Linked DNA regions of Homo sapiens: region 2 is linked to region 1. A link is a loop called in an ENCODE intact Hi-C map of the cell type or tissue named here. Cell type or tissue: MCF 10A. All regions are shown on one strand.

The links. A loop is a pair of places that touch in the nucleus more often than their neighbours do. Peaks named below come from ENCODE experiments on the same cell type or tissue, not always from the same donor. Only the 100,000 strongest peaks of a DNase experiment are listed, where the experiment ranks them.
Region 2: it touches region 1 in a loop (9-fold over the local background); 3 of 110 quality-filtered maps call a loop at or near these places.

What each region holds. Positions count from the first base shown.
Region 1 is chrX:47,027,240-47,035,239 of GRCh38, forward strand. JADE3 (jade family PHD finger 3) reads left to right here. Exons shown (of 11, transcript NM_014735.5): 6 at 653-864; 7 at 6,382-6,549. Among named protein-coding and RNA genes, the nearest start is that of RGN, 47 kb to the right of the region's middle. In MCF 10A, a CTCF peak has its summit at 3,298 (motif pointing left); a DNase peak (open chromatin) is centred at 3,272.
Region 2 is chrX:46,551,059-46,559,058 of GRCh38, forward strand. No RefSeq gene overlaps it. Among named protein-coding and RNA genes, the nearest start is that of ZNF674-AS1, 9.6 kb to the left of the region's middle. RefSeq lists an enhancer at 547-1,445. In MCF 10A, a CTCF peak has its summit at 4,151 (motif pointing right); no DNase peak of the experiment used is centred here.

The DNA.
Region 1 (8,000 bases):
ATTCCAGAATTGAAGTTAGACCTTTGTGAATATTAACAGGTTTATATGTTGTTATAGTTTGCCATTGAAAAATATTATTAGATTTTTTAAAAGTCATATTTGAAAAACAAAATATTTTATATGTGTAATCACCTACACATGGGACCTAGAATTTTCTTTTATGGGCTTCATACATTTTTATATGAAAATTTCCTTGTATAATCATTAGATATGCTCATTGAAGCTAACTTGCTAAGAATGAATTATTATATCCAAATAGTTATGTGATTTTAATTACTATGCTACAAATTATCGTGTCCAGAATTATAAAGCTTGGTGAAAGTCCTCCTACAGTGAGAATAAGAGAAAATATAGAGATTTAAGAGGAGACTGGCAAGGATTTGGACAAGAAATCGAAAGGGTCAGTAATATATCTTCTAAGGAACATGGTGAAATATACATCTCCTTTCATGTGTCAAACACTAATATATGATTATAGGTAAATGTTAGAGTAGCACTAGCAAAAGATTTTTTGAAATCTGGTTGTTTTAGAGCAGGAAAGAGATGTTTTTATCCTTTAGAATCCTACCCACTCCTGCACTGGGCTCACAGTAGGTGTTTTGGGAATGACAGCTGACTGATGGGTTGATTGATTGTTTGTATTTCTGTGCAGGTTGTGGGCCAGTTGATGAGAATCTTATGGAAAAGACAGTAGAAGTCCTGGAACGCCATTGCCATGAAAATATGAACCATGCTATTGAGACAGAGGAAGGGCTAGGCATAGAGTATGATGAAGATGTGATCTGTGATGTGTGCCGGTCTCCAGACAGTGAAGAAGGGAATGATATGGTGTTCTGTGATAAGTGTAACGTCTGTGTGCATCAGGTTAGTGAGAGTGGAGACCGTCATCTCCCTACGGTCAGCCTTTCTGAAGCTCAGTGATGATCTCCAGCACGCATATCTGGGTAGCAGCTTGCATTTAAGGGTGAAAATAAAGATTTGGCCTGGTTGTTCTTCAGTATTTCCTCTAGAAACAATGCTTCTTATGACCCCCAAGATGACTTGCTGACTAACTTTACCCCATGGGGCTAAACCCAGGTCTTTATTGTGTCACTTTATGCCCAGACCATTGGGATTGCCTTGTTCAGCTTGCCCCTAGGCCCCTGCCCCAGGGGGATCTCATTGCTGCCTGTCTGAGGTCTCTCCTCTTCCTTCAAATCTCCATGGCCTCATGAGGTTACACCCATGGTCAGTAACCTTGGTGAGTTTACACTTCCTACAAATAGAAGTCCAGACTCCTTATCCTGGCACTTGTAACCCTCCCCCATCCCCTAAACATGCCACTCCTAAGAATGTCCACCCCACTTTTAAAGATCACAGAATTTTAGGACTGCAAAAGACTGTCTAACTCCTCAATTTTACACAAATACCGGGAGAGGTGAAGTGACTTTACCCAAGCTGGTTATTTGTCATTCTTTCTACTATACTGCCTTTTTAATTAATAATGATGATTATGATATCAACCCTCCTTTCAGCTCTTTCCATTTTTTCCCCCACAAGCACTGTGTTCCAACAAAATAAGGTTACTCAAGGTGCAGTGATGAATATTCCTGACACTGTCCTATCTCCCATGTTTCAGCCACACTCCAATTTGTAAATGCCTCCTCCTATGTCCCAGCTATCAAAAATCTATATATTTTTCAAGGTCTAGTTCAAATCCTTTCTTGAACTCCCTTACCCTAAGTGATTTTTCATTCTTCTGAACCTGTTGTATATTTCATTCATTTTGTTAATTTGTCTAGCAAATAGGTACAGTACTCCGTGGGCCAGGATTGTGATGCATGCTGAGGACACAGTCAGTGATGAAGAGGCAGACATGGTCTGTGCCCCCAGGGAGATCATAGTCTGGTGAAAGAAATATAAGGAAACTGCCAATTTAGCATCATATGCCAAGTGTTTTTATAGATATAAGTCCAAGCTGCTGTGGAAATGCATCTGTGAGAAACGAGGGTCAGGGACAACTTCCAGGAGGTAGCACCCAAGCTAAATCTTAATGTCCAAAAGGAGATGTCAAGTAAACCAGCAATGTGTGTTCAGGCAGAGAGGAGAAATGTTCAGACAGGGTAGTGAAAGCAGGCAAAATATGTCAGAGGCAACTGAAGCCTTCAGAAACTGTAAAGTGGCAGAGTAGAGTAGGGAAGGCATGGAAAGTGAGGGTAGAGAGGGATACAAGAGACGTGTGTAAAGGACCGTCTGACAAACTAAGGAACTTCAGTTCTGTCCTGTCAACCCTGGAGGATATGATATGTATTTTAGAAAGATCATTCTGGCTACAAAATGACTAAAGTAATTAGAATAGATAACATAGCAGATAGAAACCAGGGCTTAAGATTATTTTAATTCCCTGGGCCTCTTAACCTAACCACCCTGTATGTAAAAGGTACTCAGAATTATTCTGTGACCAATTGGGTCTTTTTCTTCATTTACCTTTAACAAAGTGAATTTTGAAAATTTGTCTTCACTTTACCAATTATTGGCATTTATATCAGACTTTAAGTGAGAGCAGAAAATCTTTACCATTTAACTATGAACTTAAGTATTATATCTCACAATACAAGCCCAGAGTCCTTTCTCTGCAATTCCAAAATTATAAAGTTCTGAAAAACGCATGTTTTTGCTGAAGTTTCACACCAGAACTGATTTGAGGACAATACCACAACCCACCCAGTATGAGGCCATTTGTAGTCCTTATCCATTTTGTTTAAATACTCATATATTTTGTTAGAGAACTATTAATGTGTTTGGTTATATGGTATTGCCCCTGGTCCCACTGGGGGCTTAGGTCATATACTATATATATATATATACTTTCCTAAGATCTGAGCAATTCTGAATTTCCTAATTTTTCTTACCCTAGAGGTTTCAGATAAATGATTGTGGATCTGTAGTAGGCTTAAAAGGAATAGCATAAAGGTCATCTGTATATATTTCCTATGTTTGTCCTTTACAGTTGGGACAAAATAGTAAGTATTCTCAGGTTCTTTAACAAACTCAAATGTAGCATAATTATCTCCAATGCTATTTATTAGTCTTAAAAACGATTCCGGTAATGAATATAAATGATACCCCTTTCTCACATAGAAAGAGATGAGATGGCAATAACTGACCAGACCTTGCAGTATGTAAACTGGTATGTATTAAAGCTGGGACATTGGTACCCTATAAAGTTTCACATAAGAGATTCTTCCAAAGTGAGTATATTTACTTGGATTCTAAAGAGATACTTGGCTTAGAGCTCCCTCTGTTGGCTGAAAAGTGACTTAAAATACCTTGGAAGATTTGGTTTACTCCCTAACAGAATGGGGACATGTTGACATCTGAATTTATTAAACATGATTTTTCTTCTTTAGTGACACCATATTACATTTCAGTGTTTGTTCCTCAGTGACAAAAAATACACTTATGTGTACTTTAGAAGAGATGTGTACATAAGTAGCCTTTAGATTTTAACAATGAATTTAACATTTTTTCTTTAAAAAATGTGAAAGTTGGGCCGGGCATGGTGGCTCACGCCTGTAATCCCAGCACTTTGGGAGGCCGAGGCGGGTGGATCACGAGGTCAGGAGTTCAATACCAGCCTGGCCAATATGGTGAAACCCCGTCTCTATTAAAAATACAAAAATGAGCTGGGTGTGGTGGCATGCACCTGTAGTCCCAGCTGCTCGGGAGGCTGAGGCAGAAGAATTGCTTGAACCCAGGAGGTGGACATTGCAGTGAGCCAAGATTGCGCCACTGCACTCCAGCCTGGGCGACAGAGTGAGACTCCATCTCAAAAAAAAAAAAATGTGAAAGTTAGGGCCATTCTAAATCCTTTTACATGTATCTATGATCTTATGACTGTGAGTAAGTCCACAAAAGGGCTCAGTAAATGATGTTCTGCCCTATAGACTGGCCAGGAGCTAAAGGATATTCCAAGAGCCAGTCACTGACCTGACCTCTCTTCTGCCAGTCTGAAAGAGACTCTATTTTAGGGAGGAAGCTTGCTTTCATTTCCTAGCAAACATTCTGGGCCTCAGACAAAGAGCTTTAAAGGTTAGAAACCTTATAAAATGATGCCTTGCTCTTGTGAGAGGAGCCTACCTAGAGTCCAGCTTCAGTTCTTGAGCTAAATACATTTGTTTTATCCAACCACCTACTCAAGCTCAGCATAGGGGGCATTCCAGGTAAATTGATGATAACAGCTCTACCTCTAGTGACTTTAAAATCTCATTGAGTTCTGTAGGCCAGGGTTAATTAAAAGAAAAAAAAATACTAAAAATGTCACTGAGGAGAAGAAACACAACAGCAAATGTAGAGAAAAAGAATACATGATGCTGGCCGGGTGCTGTGACTCACACCTGTAATTCCAGCACTTTGGGAGACCAAAGTGTGGATCACTTGAGCCCAGGATTTTGAGAGTAGCCTGGGCAGTATTGCAAAACCTCGTCTCTACAAAAATTAGCTGGGCAGAGTGGCACATGCCTGTGCTCCTAGGTACTCGGGAGGCTAAGGTAGGACGATTGCTTGAGCCCAGGAGGTTGAGGCTACAGTGAGCCAAGATCATGCCACAGCATTCCAGCCTGGGTGACAGAGCAAGACCCTGTCTCAAAAAAAATAATAATAAAATTAAAGAACACATGATGCTGACTATGTACTTGGTGAGGGAAATTGCATGGAGTGGAGGATGGGAGTCAGGCAGTGGGACAAACGCAAGGGGCTACAGTGACCTGAGCAGGATTTTTGGAGGGGCCTGGAGTTTGAACCGGGTCTGGAAGGGTGAGAAAGGTCCAACTATGCAAACAACAGTTGACCATGTAGAGCAGGGAAGCTGCTTAGACACATGGATGTGAAAATAAGAATGACCAGTTATGGAGAAAACCAGGAGGCCTGCCTGTCCAAGTCAGAAGCCCTGTGTTTGGGTATAGTGGGGCATGAGATCAGATAGTGAAGTACAAGGAACAACAGGCTTTAGATAAGGAACCGGCAAACTTTTTCTTTAAGGATCCGCTGTAAATATTTCAGTCTTTATAGCCACATACAGTCTCTGTTACATGTTCTTCTTCTTCTCTTTACAACCCTTTAAAAATGTGAAAACCATTCTTAGCTTGTTGGCTTTATAAAACAGACCTTGGAAAATAGCCAACCCCTAGTTTGGATAGTGGGGAGCAGGTAAGAGCAGAAGGAATATCTAAAGGGCTTGCCACTGTACAATGGTATGAATTCTTTTAGTGAGGAGAATCTGGCAGTCAAGTAGAAGAAGGGTTGAAGGCGTGCAGGGGGAAAAAGAAAATGTAGAAATTAATCAATCCAGGCATGGCATAATGAGAACTTGGATAGAGCAAGTGGTGAGGACGGAGAGGAACGTCAGAGTCTTGGGGCCACTGTAGGGAGAATAGCAAGTACCAGGTCAGCAGATGAAAGAAAGTGAGTAATACAAGTCTAGGAATTTGGATCTGGAAGATAGGAAGTATGGTGGTGACACGGAAAGAAGGAGCTTGGAAAAGGACCAGGTTGTGGGGGGACCGATATTATGGTAACTGTTATAACTTGAATCTGAGTTGAGGGTGAATCTCCTGAGGCAGACAGAAATTTTGAAGCTGCCATATTGAATCAGTTAGTCTCTAATAGAGTAGAGCAGTAAGGAGGAAATGATGGGCAAAATTGGGGATAGCAAAAAGGGAGTCTAGAATGTTTCCCAAACTAATCTCCAGTTTCTCACAGTAATTATTTGTCCAACTTCATTCCATAAAGGATTTGAAGCACCTTCCAGAACTCATTATGAATTATTGTGATTAGTGTAATATTCTATTCAAGATTCATTCACAAGTCCCTGTTTCTTCAACCCAAGCAAGCAATTGCTACGATTTACTGAGTACTTTTTATGCACCAGGCGTTAATAGGCTTTTTATAAACGTCAGTTCATTTGCTCCTCAGAAGTTTCATTCTCTTTATTTTCTAAAACTTTTTTCTTGATCACAACAGTGTATGACTTTTAGGAAATGTTCAATAAGTGTTTGACTAATTATAATACATAGTCATTGAAGAAGCTTTAGAAAACAGACCAAAAAATGCTGTAATCACAACACTCAGATAACAGTTGGGTTAACGGTTGGCTGTATCTCCTCGTCTTGTTCTATCATCCTTAAAGTCAGTTCTCATGGACAGACATGCTGATCTTAGGAGAGATGCTGGAAGTTGCTTTTTTGAGTATTTTTAAATCACTCGATACTGGATATAAGCTTGTTCGGCTTTATTTGCCTTTCTCCCAAAAGCAGAGGATACTCTGTGACTGTGTATCAGAACAGATACCAACCCTGGTGAGAAGGTGCTGACCATTCTCCCCTCTCCTCCTCATACCTCCAGGCCTGCTATGGCATCCTCAAGGTCCCAGAAGGCAGCTGGCTGTGTCGCTCCTGTGTCCTGGGCATTTATCCGCAATGTGTGTTATGTCCAAAGAAAGGTGGAGCCCTGAAGACCACCAAGACAGGGACTAAATGGGCTCATGTCAGCTGTGCCCTGTGGATCCCAGAGGTAAGAATTCATCCAGGCCCGTGAGACCATTTGCTCCAGGGTGTCCCTGTTCCCCACAGCATTCAGACTGACTCAGGCTCAGTATGGAAATGCTTCATGCTTGCCCATGTTTCTGAAGTAATAGTACTTCCACTTGAGCTACCTCAGATCCTTATTGGATGCACACTTGCATGTAAGCCCATGGTGATTAATATATAGGTGGTATTCCCAGTGGTATTTGGGATAATACCCGAATATATACACGATATTTGGGATAATACCCAAATATATACATGATATTTGGGTATATCATGTATAAATTGATAAATTTGTATGAGAGGAGAGACACAAAAGACCAGGGTGTGAGCAGCAGAATTTTTTAAGGTAAAACTTATATTTAGATGCCAAATTTTAAGTGTAGAGTTTTGTGATATTTTACACGTTTGTATCTGTAACCACAACTCAGACCAAGACATGAAATACCCTAAAAATAGACATAAAGCACCCCAGAAAGATCCTCTATACCCACTTTCCAGTCTCTATCCCCCAAGAATAACCACCATTTTTGTCTTGATCATGATAGATTAATTTTATCTGGTTTTAAACTTCATACAGTATGTATTTTTTTCGGTCTGGCTAACACTCCATGTTGTGGTGTATATCAATAGTTTATTCCTTTCTATTGCTAATATTCCATTGTATGGATATACTCTGATTTATTCATTTTCCTTTGATGGGCATTTGGGTTGTTTACAGGTTTAGGCTATTACAAATAAAGTGAGCAGTAACTCTTTGTCTACTGTGATGATGCCCTTTACTTTTTTATTTTTATTTATTTTATTTTATTTTTGAGACAGAGTCTCGCTCTGTCACCCAGGCTGGAGTGCAGTGGCGCTATCTCGGCTCACTGCAAACTTCACCTCTCAGGTTCACGCCATTCTTCTGCCTCAGCCTCCCGAGTAGCTGGGACTACAGGTGCCCGCCACCATGCCTGGCTAATTTTTTTTTTTTTTTTTTGGTATTTTTAGTAGAGACGGGGTTTCACCGTGTTAGCCAGCATGGTCTCGATCTCCTGACCTCACGTGATCCACCTGTCTAGGCCTCCCAAAGTGCTGGGATTACAGGCGTGAGCCACTGCGCCCGGCCGATGCCCTTTACTTTTTGAAGCTCTTTTTAGGGCTTACACTCAACACCTGCCAAAGACCTTCTTTACTCAAAATTCAATTTTTTATCATTATCTAGCCTGGTCCTTCAGTTGCTGGTATTTCCTGAGTGGCTACATGTACACTAACTTAATTAAAATGGGGCTTGAAGACATTTCTTCTTATGGCTGCCTTTTTTTTTCTTTAGCTGTGTGGATATCCCACTCATGCCCTCTCTCCCCAGCCACTATCCAAACCAGCAAATTTGTTAGGCAGTTTAACTGCATGACAAGAGAGACTGCAGAATCTAGTTAATGGGGAGCTGACATT
Region 2 (8,000 bases), 480 kb before region 1:
AAAAATACAAAAATTAGCTGGGCGTGGTGGCACCTGCCTGTAGTCCCAGCTACTCGGGAGGCTGAGGCAGAAGAATCGCTTGAACCCGGGAGGTGGAGGTTGCAGTGAGCCGAGATGATGCCACTACACTCCAGCCTGGTGACAGAGTGAGACTCTGTCTCAAAAATAAATAAATTATATATATATGAATATTATATAACATCATGATGGAGCATAAACCAGAAGGACAACCCTGAAGCCATAAAGTAAATCCTAGACTTCATTTAAAAATGTATATATATTGGAGACAGTGTCACTCTGTCACCCAGGCTGGATTGCAGTGGCATGATCTCAGCTCACTGCAACCTCTGCCTCCCAGGTTCAAGGGATTCTCCTGCCTCAGCCTTCTGAGTAGCTGGGATTACAGGCATGTGCCACCACACCCAGATAATTTTGTATTTTTAGTAGAGGTGGGGATTCTCCATGTTGGTCAGGCTGGTCTGGAACTCCCGACCTCAGGTGATCCGCCTGCTTTGGCCTCCCAAAGTGCTGGGATTACAGGCGTGAGTCACCGCGACCGGCCGGTTTTAGGTATTCTTTAGATGACAGTTGGTTGAGAGAGTTAAGCTGTTGTCTGAAGACATGAAGTCAGTAGAAAGGAATGCTTGAGTTAAGATAAGGGGGTTATGGGGGCTGAGGACCTTGTTATGTAGATGAAGGTTCCTAAGTAGCAGCCCTCAGAGAGAATAGATGGTAAATGTCTCTTTCAGACCTTAAAGACATCAGACTGGCAGTTAATCTCTCCTAGATCTGGAAAAGGCCTAGAAAGGGAAGGCCTGGGTGCATTAATGGAGATTCTCTACCAATGCAAATTTCCACTGCAAAAGGCAGCTTTGCAGAGTCACTTCAATGTGTTGGCCCTGTGGCAGCCATTTTAAAATATGTCAAAGAAATATATTTTGGGATAAAATAATTTGGTTTCCTTCAGTGTCTGCTATCTATCATGTGATGCTATACCAGAGTCAGGTTGGAAAGTAAGCCACATTGTGTCAGGTTAATTTTAAAAATCGAATTAGATTTTTATAGTTTGTAGGGCATGACTCCCCAGACCCCTTAGATAGGAATTTCAAGATCAGAGTTTAGTCCTCATGCCATAGGAAATCAAAAGACAAGTTATAGACTGGGAAGAATATTTGCAACACTTAAGAAGAGAGGTGATATTGAAACTGCCTTTGCAAAAATTTTAACAGTGAGAAAATTATAACAGTGAAAGAGATCTGATCCAACCAACCCCCATCTTGCCTTTAAACTCTAAACTGCCCTTGGTCATCCCTGGGCATGGGCCAAGCTAACTGGGGGAAATGCAGTTTGCAGTTTAGATGATAATAGCCCTTCCCCAAAACTAAAGCACCTTTGTAAAACTAATGAGGCCGGGCACAGTGGCTCACCCCTGTAATCCCAGCACTTTGGGAGGCCAAGGTGGGTGGATCACCTGAAGTCAGGCATTCAAGACCAGCCTGACCAATATGGTGAAACCCCGTCTCTACTAAAATTACAAAAATTAGCCGGGCGTGGTGGCCGGTGCCTGTAGTCCCAGCTACTCAGGAGGCTGAGGCAGGAGAATCGCTTGAACCAGGGAGGCAGAGGTTGCAGTGAGCCGAGATAGTGCCACTGCACTCCAGCCTGGGCAACAGAGCAAGACTCAATCTCAAAAAAAAAAAAAAGAAAGATGAAAGGGGCCTGAATTTTGCTAAGATGTAGGTGGAGTTAAATGATTAATGGCCATTGTTCCAGAGACCACAAGATTTGCAACTTCCCCTGTTAATCCTGTAAATAACATCACTATTGTAGAACCTAAGATTGGCCTTTTGAGATGTCTTTTCAGGTTTTTGCATTTATGGTGACCGGATGGCTCCACTCCGGACTGGCAAGATGGACTCATGACTCAACTGGTCTTGTGGCCCCCACCCAGAAGCAGACTTGGCACACAAGGACCATTTTCCACACCCCTATAATTGCACTTCCAACCAATCAGCCCCCTGTCTGACAAACTATCCTTGAAAAACCCTAACTTCTGAGTTTTCAGGGAGATTGATTTGAGTAATAATTCATCTCCCACGTGGCGTGGCCAGCCTCATGTCAATTAAACTCTTTCTTTCTTTTCGAGATGGAGTCTCACTCCATCACCCAGGCTGGAGTGCAGTGGCATGATCTTGGCTCACTGCAACCTCCACCTCCCAGGTTCAAATGGTTCTCCTACCTCAGCCTCCTGAGTAGCTAGGACTACAGGCATGCGCCACCATGCCTGGCTATTTTTTTTGAGACTGAGTCTCGCTCTGTCACCCAGGCTAGAGTGTAATGGCATGATCTTGGATTACTGCAACCTCTGCCTCCTGGGTTCAAGCGATTCTCCCACCTCAGCCTCCCAAGTAGCTGGGATTACAGGCACATGCCATCATGCCCAGCTAATTTTTGTATTTTTGTAGAGACAGGATTTCACCATATTGGCCAGGCTGGTCTTGAACTCCTGACCTCAGGTGATCCACTTGCCTTGGCCTCTGACATTGCTGGGATTACAGGCATGAGCCACCATGTCCGGCCTTAATTTTTTGTATTTTTAGTAGAGACGGAGTTTCACCATGTTGGCCAGGCTGGTCTTGAACTCCTGGCCTCAAGTGATCCACCTGTCTCAGCCTCCCAAAGTGTTGGGATTACAGATGTGAGCCACCACACCCAGCCAAACTCTTTATTGCAATGCCATGGTCTCAGTAAACTGATTTTGTCTGTGCAGTGGGCAGGAAGTGTTACCAGCAGCAAATCCAACGGGTCTATACAGCAAACTCGATTCTTGCCCCCTTGGAGGAAAGAACTTGGCCAAGGGGCAGAAGGCAGAGTGAGAGACCAAGGCAAGTTTTAGAACAGGAGTGAGAGTTTATTTAAAAGTTTTAGAGCAGGAACTAAAGGAAGTAAAGTACACTTGGAAGAGGGTCAAGTGGGCAACTTGAGAGATCCAAGTGTGCTGTTCAGCCCTTGACTTGTTTTATACGCTGGCATGGTTCTGAGATTTCCATTTCTCCTCTGTTTTTCCTTGGAGTGGGCTGTCTGCATGCACCATGGCCTGCCAGCACTTGGATGAGGCTGCACGCACAGTGTGTTTACTGAAGTTAGGCACATGCTCATTTGAGGCATTTTTCCCTTACCAGTCAAGCGTTCCTAGAGGAATGTCATACACCAGTTAAACTCCGCCATTTTGCCTCTTAGTGCACATACTTGAGCCCGTTTGCCTAACTCCTGATATCTTATTTGGAAGTTGCTCATTACCAGCTTCAGGTGTTTCTATCCATTGAGAGATTGCCTTTCTCTGGTGCCAGCTGCGACCAATTATTATTTTAGCAAGACAGTTTAACAACCACCTGACCATCACCTGATGGTTGCCTGGGGATTTGGGGGCCTTCTCCTGCCCTGTTCATGTCTGCCTAGCTACCTATTCTAACAGAAGGACCCACTGGATGATTACAATGTCTCTAATAAAAAAATATCCCCACAAACTGCTATTTGTAAAATATGTAAAAGTGTTTATGTAAAAGTGTACGTATGTAAAAGTGAACATATGAATAGAAAATGGAAAAGGAGTCTGGGCGAGGTGGCTCATGCCTGTAATCCCAGCACTTTGGGAGGCCAAGGCAGGAGGATCACTTGAGGTCAGGAGTTCAAGATCAGCCTGGCCAACATGATGAAACCCCATCTCTACAAAAATACAAAAATTAGCTGGGCATGATGGTGTGTGCCTGTAATCCCAGCTACTCAGGAGGCTGAGGCGGAGGTTGCAGTGAGCCGAGATCGCACCATTGCACTCCAGCCTGGGCGACAGAGCGAGACTCAAAAAACAAACAAACAAAAAGTGCTACTTGTTAAAACATTTTAAAGGATAATTGATCTGAATTGCCCATTGGAGAAAGAATATCCTCAAACAAAGCACAGTGGTGAATAGTATTTGCCTATGTGTTCTGGTAATTTTTCACCAGCTGAGCTAGTGTAATCATCTTGCTAAAGAAAAGTTCTACAGTTCTAAGTAATCATGTTGATTTGAAATACCACTTACGCAACAAAGTTGAATTGTACATCTTTTCTTCCCCCAGCAGATGGTGACATTTTATAGAATATGGAAAAATTATCCAAATGGATGAGTGAGCTATATAACTGAAATATAATCGTCTCTATTTCATTTCTCATTTATCTACATCTTGAATTCATTTACAAAAAGGCATTCATCAGGAAGTAACATTTAAAGACTATGCTTTCAGGGGTCATTTGTTTTTCTTTTCTTTTCTTTCTTTCTTTTTTTTTTTTTTTTTGACAGGGCCTCACTCTGTCAGCCAGGCTGGAGTGTAATAGTGCCATCATGGCTCACTGCAGCCTTGACATCCCAGGTTCAAGCAATCTTCCCACCTCAGCCTCCTGAGTAGCTGGGACTACAGGCACACAGCATCACACTGGGCTATTTTTAAAATTTTTCTGTAGAGACAGGGTCTCACTGTCTTGCCCAGGCTGGTCTCAAACTCCTGGGCTCAAGCAATCCTTCCTCAGCCTCCCAAAATTCTGGGATTACAGGTGTGGGCCCCCATGCCCAGCAAGGGATCGTTTCTATAGTTCCTTCCTAGGAAAGTTTCTCTGAACATGTAGAGCATGTTTTTTAAAAAGTAACATTTATGAAAAGAAGACTAAGAACAATTAAAAAATAACATATAGAAAGTAGAATTTTTCAGGCCAGGCATGTCATGCCAGCACTGTACACCTGTAATCCCAGCACTTTGGAGGCTGAGGTGGGCAGATTACTTGAGGTCAGGAGTTCGAGGCCAGCCTGGCCAACATGGTGAAACCCTATCTCTACTAAAAAAATACAAAAATTAGCCGGGCATGGTGGCAGGTGCCTGTAATCCCAGCTACTTGGGAGACTGAGGCAGGAGAACCGCTTGAACCTGGGAGGTGGAGGTTGCAGTGAGCCGAGATCGCACCACTGCACTCCAGTCTGGGCGACAGAGCAAGACTATGTCTCAAAAAAAAAAAAAAAAGAATTTTTCAATGTCTTCAATTCTTAGTTTGCACAGTGTTTTTACTAGATATTTTCTCATCAGGTCACATCAGCCTACCTATTTACAAAAATAAAATAGTAAGGACAAAATGCTAAAGAGGGCAAATCTGTCTTTAATTAATGTCCATCTCAGGCCAGGCATGGTGGCTTACACATGTCATCCCGGCACTTTGGGAGGCTGAGGTGGGAGGGTAGCTTGAGCCCAGGAGTTCAAGACCAGCCTGGACAGCATAGTGAGACCCTGTCTCTAAGAAAATGTCCACCTTTGATTTCTCTTCACTCCTTTTTTCCATGCAGGGCCTTCACTCTTCTGTTTCTCAAATTCCTTCTTTAGTATTATTTCTTCCTTCCTTTAAGCTTCACACAGTAAAGTTTGCTTCCCTACTTTCTAACCGAGAGTATAGCATATAATTAAAATTCATTCTTAGGTATATGTAATTAGTATTCTCAGCTTAATGTGCCAATTATACCAGGGATATTTCATTCACTAGTTCAAACGGAACATCAATTGGAGATCTCTCATCTTTCAGATATTCTTGCTGAGCTCACAGTCCATCCAGAAAGAGAAACAAATTCATAACACTAATGTAAGAGGTTTTCTTTCTTTTTGAGACGGAGTCTCACTCTGTCCCCCAGGCTGGAGTGCAGTGGTGCAATCTCAGCCTGCCGCAACCTCTGCCTCCTGGGTTCAAGCGATTCTCCTGCCTCAGCCTCCCGAGTAGCTGGGATTATAGGCACCCACCACCAAGCCTGGCTAATTTTTTTATATTTCTAATAGAGATGGGGTTTCACCATGTTGGCCAGGCTGGTCTTGAACTCCTTACCTCAAGTAATCCACCCACCTCAGCCTCCCAAAGTGCTGGCATTACAGGCATGAGCCACTGTGCCTGGCCATAGGAGATGTTTTAATGCAGCTGTGTACAAGGTGGAAACCTAGAAAATGAATCATTAATTCTGTTGAATGAACTTTATATGTGAGCTTCAAATTTAAGTGAGATATGACAGACTGAAATGTGAACAAAAGGTATTTTAGGCAGATGGAACAACTTGAGCTCAGATATAGAAGCATCAAACTGTTCAGCATTTTTGTGAAACCCAGAAAATTCTGACTAGAACTCACAGTATTAAACAGTCAGTGTGCCAACAGAATTGGGATACAGGACGGAGGAGGAAGAGAGAGGAAGCAGTGGAAAGAGACTGCAGAGGTAGATGAGAGCCAGACTGGGAAAATCCTTAGAAGGCAGGCCAAGGAATAAGGACAGCACTGTAAAAACCCTTATGAGGTGTCCTAAGGAGTGTGGACTTGATTCTGCTGGCCCCAGATAGCCTTCTTAAGAAGGTGTGGAGATGGTAGAGGATGGAAGCAGAAAGACCAATTAAGAGATGATGGATCACACAAAGCTAGAGAGGAAAAGCACAATGTGGATTGATGAATGGTGGCGTCTTGTTGGGGGGAGAGTTAATGATGGAGGCATATTTAAGAGATATTTGCATGGTAGACTTATGGGGCTAGGATGTCTGATTGGATGTGGTGCCCGAGAAAGGGAGAGGCATGCCCAAAGATGACTGTGGGGTTTCTAATTCTGGCATCTTGCTGTGTAATAATAACATTCAAAACAGAAATTCATGAGGAATAGCAGATTTGTAGAGGATTTGCTTGGGGACAAGATGAATGTGGGGCACCTGGGTTGGGGGGACATCAGGTAGAGGTGCTGAGACAGAATTGAAAACATGAGACTAACTGGAGTTCAGGAGATAAATCTGGAGATGATTTTTCTTTGGGTGGGGGAGGGACAGAGTTTCACTCTTGTCACCCAGGCCAGAGTGCAATGGCGTGATCTTGGCTCACTGCAACCTCCGCCTCCTGGGTTCAGGCGATTCTCCTGCTTCAGCCTCTCGAGTAGCTGGGATTACAGGCAGGCACCACCACGCCCAGCTAATTTTTGTATTTTTAGTGGAAACGGGGTTTCACCATGTTGGCCAGGCTGGTCTCGAACTCGTGACCTCAGGTGATCCACCTGCCTCGGCCTCTCAAAGTGCTGAGATTACAGGCATGAGCCACCATGCCCAGCCTGGAGATGATATTTAAGAGTGAATAATGTAAACTTGTTGGGAGAAGCCATGGGAATTGAAAATCTCAGGTGGTTGAGTACAAGAAGAGGGGGCCCAACATGGAACCTTGGATTCCCAATATTTTAGGTTAGGTAGAGGCTATGAAGAGGATTAAGGAGGAGCAAGAAATGAAGCGATGTTTAAGTACAAAAGATGGTGAGAAACTCCTCTCACAGCACAACTTGTATACTCATGGGAGATGGAGTGGTATACAGTGATATCCTAACAATCTCTCTAGAGTAATCCTTGCCCCACTTTGACCAGAGCTTGGAAGCCTGTCCAGTCTTCACATTAGAAAGTCAACATTTTAAGAATGTGAAGAAGTAAGAGTGTTATAAAAGATGCCTGACCTACACCATGTAATTAATTTTCCTTTTTGTTAAGAAAATGTTGAAATTAGCAAACGTGGCTGGGGGCGGTGGCGCACACCTGTAATCCCAGCACTTTGGGAAGCTAAGGCAGGAGGATTGCTTAAGCCCAGGAGTTCAAGACCAGCCTGGGCAACATAGTGAGACCCGCATCTCTACAAAAATAAACAAAATTAGCCGGGTGTGTTGGCACATGCCTGTGGTCCCAGCTACTTGGGAGGCTGAGGTGGGAGGATCGCTTGAGCCCCAGAGATTGGGGGCTGCAGTGAGCTATGATTGCCGCCACTGCACTCCAGTCTGGGCTTCAGAATGAGTACCCATCTCTTAAAAAAAAAATACTAAAACTAAGTTCTATTACAATTTATGTTTTACTTCTCATAAAATAAATTATACATATTATCACAAGGAAGAAAAATGTGTAAAATTAGAAAAAATTCCTGTGAGAAGCC